Linked DNA regions of Homo sapiens: region 1 is linked to region 2. Evidence: read pairs that join two places in POLR2A ChIA-PET (ENCODE). Cell type or tissue: MCF 10A. All regions are shown on one strand. Links, peaks and the distances in the headings refer to the core of each region. The heading gives the core; the rest is flanking DNA.

The links. Peaks named below come from ENCODE experiments on the same cell type or tissue, not always from the same donor. Only the 100,000 strongest peaks of a DNase experiment are listed, where the experiment ranks them.
Region 1: POLR2A ChIA-PET joins it to region 2 with 6 read pairs; 4 of 35 experiments call an interaction of 5 or more read pairs at or near these places.

The regions. Positions count from the first base shown.
Region 1 is chr7:99,483,356-99,486,269 of GRCh38, reverse strand. It overlaps ZNF789 (zinc finger protein 789), which reads right to left. Exons shown (of 5, transcript NM_213603.3): 4 at 2,127-2,240. Among named protein-coding and RNA genes, the nearest start is that of ZNF789, 12 kb to the right of the region's middle. In MCF 10A, for the core only: no CTCF peak of the experiment used is centred there; no DNase peak of the experiment used is centred there.
Region 2 is chr7:100,025,068-100,027,981 of GRCh38, reverse strand. All of the region lies in intron 3 of ZKSCAN1 (zinc finger with KRAB and SCAN domains 1), which reads right to left. Among named protein-coding and RNA genes, the nearest start is that of ZKSCAN1, 11 kb to the right of the region's middle. In MCF 10A, for the core only: no CTCF peak of the experiment used is centred there; a DNase peak (open chromatin) is centred at 1,671.

The sequences.
Region 1 (2,914 bases), core at 273-2,772, 540 kb after region 2:
GATAGCTTACTGCACCCTCCGCCTCCTGGGTTCAAGTGATTCCCCTGCCTCAGCCTCCCGAGTAGCTGGGATTACAGATGCCAGCCATCATGCTCAGCTGATTTTTGTATTTTTAGTAGAGACGGGGTTTCACCATGTTGGTCAGGCTGGTCTCGAACCCCTGACCTCAGGTGATCCACCCACCTCGGCCTCCCAAAGTGCTGGGATTACAGGCGTGAGCCACCGCACCCAGCCCAAAATTCTGAATTTCATTGGACTCTTCACTTTCATAACAAAAACAGCTCTCGGCACCAACAAACTCACTATAAATGTATAGGAGTGTGTATGCCAGAGAATGTGAGAGCAGAGCCCATCATCGTTATTAGAAAAACAACTTACTCTAGGTACTCAGTGGTGCCAAATAAATATCAAAGAGGTAGCATGTTATGCTTCAAGATACATGCTTTTTGTTTGAGACAAGCCCAGGCTGGAGTGCAGTGGCATGATCTCAACTCATTGCAACCTCCACTTCCTGGGTTCAAGAGATTCTCGTGCCTTAGCCTCCTGAGTAGCTGGGATTACAGGCATACACCACCACGCCCGGCTAGTTTTTGTATTTTTAGTAGAGATGATATTTCGCCATGTTGGCCAGGCTGGTCTCAAACTCCTGGCCTCAAGCGATCTGCCCATCTCGGCCTCCAAAAGTGTTGGGATTACAGGTGTGAGCCACGGCACCCGGCCTAGATACACGTTTTTAATAACTCTAGGTGAAACATCTGCTTAAAAATGGACAAAGTATAGGATAGCATAGAAAAGGAACCAGAGGGAAGTAGGGACAAAAGCCAACTGAATAGAGCAATGGGTCTCAACTAGGGGTGAACAGGGTTTGGACAATGTCTGGAGACATTTCTGGTTGTCACACCTGGGGAGGTTCAACTGGCATCTAGTGGATGCAGGCCAGGGCTGCTACTCAACATCCTAAAATGCACAGGACATGCCCCATCCTGTCCCCAAAGAATTCGTCAGCCCAAAACGTCAGTAGTGCCATGGAGGAGAAACCTTGGATGTGAAAAACAGGAGCAGCTGCATCGGGACACAGTAAGTAGAAAAATGCAGATATGTCAGGAAATACGGGAGTAATATGAAAACAAAACAAAGCAAGGGAACAAGAGGCAGCACCGAGAGAGGACAAGTAATGAGGGTGGAATCAAGGGGCATCCAGGGTGCCCTAAGAGCTGTCACTTAGAAAACACTAGAGCATCTGCGTCAGAGCAGCACTTTTTCCTGCAGGAGAGAGAGGATAAGCATTCTAGACTTGAAGTCAAACCCCAGTGTCCACCTCCCAACTGTGAGAGTTCTTTTTTCAGACAGTCTTGCTCTGTCACCCAGGCTGGAGTACAGTCATGTAATCTCAGCTCACTGCAACCTCTGCCTCCCAGGCTCAAGCAGTCCTCACACCTCAGCCTCCTGAGTAGCTGGGACTACAGGCATGCGCCACCACACCCGGCTTAAATTTGTATTTTTTGTAGAGATGGGGTTTCACCATATCACCCAGGGTGATCCTGAACGCCTGGGCTCAAGTGATCCTCCTGCCTCTGCCTCCCAAAGTGCTGGGATTACCGGCGTGAGCCCCCATACCAGGCCTGTGTGATATATATATATATTTTTTAATTGAGACAGTCTTGCTCTGTCACCCAGGCTGGAGTGCAGTGACGCGATCTCGGCTCACTGCAGCCTCTGCCTCCCAGGTTCCGGTGATTCTCCTGCCTCAGCCTCCCAGGTAGCTGGGATTACAGGCACACGCCACTACGCGGGGCTAATTTTTATATTTTCAGTAGAGACGGGGTTTCACCATGTTGGCCAGGCTGGTCTAGTCCTGGCCTCAGGTGATCCGCCCAACTTGGCCTCCCAAAGTAGGATTACAGGAATGCGCCACCGCGTCCAGCCAAGATTTCTTAATCTTAGTTTCTTCATCTGGGAAATGGGGACGCCGATCTTCCTCCCACTTCACAGGGCAGTAGGGATGAAGAAGTGGGATAATATATGCCCAGCACCTGGCTCAGCGTCTGGCACACAGAAGGGGCTTCACTAACATGCCTTCCCTTCCTCTTCCTGATTCCACTCGCCTGGGTCTCTTCCTCACCCACCTGGGCAAGCACTACCGGAAGCCTTCCTATTCCCAGTTCTCGGTAGATCCAGGATCCACTGCTCGTCCCAGTTCTCCAGCTGACAGATCATCTCAGGTTTGGGAAACTGAAATCCTACTCATGGGGAAGTAAATGGGATGTGGCCGTTAGTGAGTTACAGAGACATGGCCCGGGGCTCAGTGGCAAGCAGAGATAAGGACAATAATCAAAAGCGGTGGTGAGAATAGAGATTGGCACAATCTTTGTAAATATCTGGCAGTCTTTATTGAAAGCCTGAACAATGTTCATACCTTTGGCTGTGGTCATTTCACTCTTAGAAATATAGCCTAAAGTACAATTGCAACCAAGATGAATGTGCCAGAGACGTTCAGCACAGTGGTATTGCAGCATCAAACTGGAAATAAACTGAATATCAAAAGGGAACAATTAAATCAAGCGTAGCACATTAATGCGATGAAGGCATAAGTATTAGGCAGATATTAAAAATCCTTGTATTCAATTGTTTATTTTTTTTATTTTTGAGACAGAGTCTTGCTCTGTCACCCAGGCTGGAGTGACAGTCTTGGCGCACTGCAACCTCTGCCTCCCAGGATCAAGTAATTCTTCTGCCTCAGCCTCCCAAGTAGCTGGAACTACAGGCACAGCGCCCCCACGCTTTGCTAAGTTTTGTATTTTTATTAGAGATGGGGTTTCACCATGTTGGCCAGGCTGGTCTCGAACTCCTGACCTCAGGTGATCCACCCGCCTTGGCCTCCCAAAGTGCTGGGATTATAGGCTTGAGCCACTGT
Region 2 (2,914 bases), core at 124-2,623:
CAATTTATTTAAGAACTATTTACTAAAGAGCAACTGTGTGTGCCAGGATCTTTGAAACTGTTACTCTGGCAACCTAAACTCTATAATCTAGTGCTTAAGACCATGAATATCCTCTCCAGTTTCCTAAGGTCGCCCTGTGACTTCTGCTTGTAGAGTGTGGAGAAACCTTACAAGAACATCAACAGTAGTGGAGTTAAACATCACGGTGCACCGGTGTTTTTTTTTTTTTTTTTTGAGACAGCATCTCCCTCTGTTGCCCAGGCTGGAGTGCAGTGGCGCAATCTCGGCTCACTGCAAGCTCCGCCTCCCGGGTTCACGCCATTCTCCTGCCTCAGCCTCCTGAGTAGCTGGGACTACAGGCACCCGCCACCATGCCTGGCTAATTTTTTGTATTTTTAGGAGAGACGGGGTTTCACCGTTAGCCAGGATGGTCTCAATCTCCTGACCTTGTGATCCTCCTGCCTCGGCTTCCCAAAGTGCTGGAATTACAGGCGTGAGCCACCACGCCTGGCCACGGTGCACCAGTTTACACAGCTTTCTCTAGCACATACCTGCTGGCTGTCCTCCAGGATGCACGGAAGAGAGGATGCATCCTTAAGCTCCATGTCTAATATTCCTTAAATGTCATCACCAATAAACACACTGGTTAAGGAATGTGCCTCGACCAATTCTTTTTTTTTTTTTTTTGAGATGAGTGTTGCTCTGTCGCCCAGGCTGGAGTGCAGAGGAGCCATCTTGGTTTGCTGCAACCTCCACCTCCCGGGTTCAAGCGTTCTTGTGTCTCAGCCTCCTGAGTAGCTGCGATTACAGGTGTACACCACCACAACCAACTAATTTTTGTATTTTTAGTACAGACGGCGTTTCGCCATGTTGGCCAGGCTGGTCTTGAACTCCTGACCTCAAGTGATTTGCCCACCTTCGCCTCCCAAAGTGCCAGGATTAGAGGCGTGGGCCACTGCGCCTGGCCTTTTTTTTTCTTTTTTGAGATGGAGTTTTGCTCTGTTGCCTAGCTTGGAGGGTGTATGAATTTTTAACAAAAAAAGCTTAAAAAGTATAAAATAAAAATTTTTTTAACTAGAAAAACCCCTATAGAATAGGGGGATAAAAAATGTTTTTGTATAGCTGTGCAACATGTTTGTCTTTTGAGTTATGTTATTACAACAGTCAAAAAGTTAAAAAAATCAAAAAGTTCATAAAGTAAAAAAGTTACAGTAAGCTAATTTATTATTTGTATTTATTTATTTATTTTTTTTTTCTGAGACAGAGTCTCACTCTGTCACCCAGGCTGGAGTGCAGTGGTGCAATCTTGGCTCACCACAACCTCTGCCTACAGGTTCAAGCAATTCTTGTGCCTCAGCCTCCTGAGTAACTGGAATTACAGGCATGCACCACCACGCCTGGCTAATTTTTTTATTTTGTAGAGACAGTGTTTCACTATGTTGGCCAAACCAGTCTGAGACTCCTGGCCTCAAGTAATCCGCCCACCTTGGACTCCCGAAGTGCTGGGATTAAGCCATGAGCCACCATGCCTGGCTGATTTATTATTGAAGAAACAAAAATTTTAAAGATAAATTTAGTGTAGCCTAAGTGTACAGTGTTTCTACAGTCTATGGTAGAGTAGTGTCCTAGGCTTTCACATTCACTCACCACTCACTCACTGACTCATCCAGAGCAACTTCCGGTCCTGCAAGCTCCAGTCATGGTTAAGTGTTCCATACAGGTGTACTTTTTTTTTTTTTTTTTTTTTTTTTGAGATGAGTTTCACTCTTGTTGCTCAGGCTGGAGTGCGATGGCATGACAATGGTGCGATTTTGGCTCACCGCAACCTCTGCTGCCTGAGTTCAAGCAATTCTCCTGCCTCAGCCTCCTGAGTAGCTGGGATTATAGGCACCTGCCACCAGGCCTGGCTAATTTTGTATTTTTAGTAAAGACGGGGTTTCTCCACGTTGGTCAGGCTGATCTCGAACTCCTGACCTCAGGTGATCTGCCTGCCTTGGCCTCCTAAAGTGCTGGGATTATAGGTGTGAGCCACTGCGCTCAGCCAATTTTTGTATTTTCAGTAGAGACCGGGTTTTAACATGTTGGCCAGGCTGGTCACAAACTCCTAACCTCAAGTGATCCACCCACCTTGGCCTCCCAAAGTGCTGGGATTACAGGCGTGAGCCACTGTGCCTGGGCTAAAAATCTTTTATACTCTGTTTTTACTTTTTCGATGTTTAGATACACAAATACTTACCACTGTGTTACAATTCCCTACAGTGTTTAGTACAGTAACATACTGTACAGCTTTGTAGCGTAGGTGTGGAGAAGGCTAGACCATCTAGGTTTGTATAAGTATACTTTATGATGTTCGCACAACAAAATCACTTAACATTGCACTTACCATAACTTATCCCTGCCATTAAGTGATAAATGTACTTTTAGCATTCCTTGTCTTTACATTCTAAGCACATACTTTGATTTTAAAACTGGATAAATGTATTACATATTTCCGTCAAAAGAGAAAAAACAAGTAACATGACTTTTTATTTATATGACTGTGAACTGATCTTTTTTCGTGTTCCTCAACTCCCCTCAAAAGTTCTTCCATTCTTTTCCCATTGTTTGAAATTTCTGAAAATAACCTAGAAAAGACTGATGCTATAGTTTTTTTTTTTTTTTTTGGAAACAGACTCTCTGTCACCCAGGCTGCAGTGCAGTGATTATTTTTATATATTTTAAATAAAATGGACCTTTAAAAAAGATTTATGATCCTTTTGAAGATAATTCATGACATACTAAAATGTTTTAAAACCTAGGCTGAAAATAATGACATCTGTTCCCAATACTTTCCTATTAAAAATGTGCTGGACATCTGGAATGCTGATAATTCAATAAATAATGCCTACCAGGTTCATTACGCATAGTTCATTTG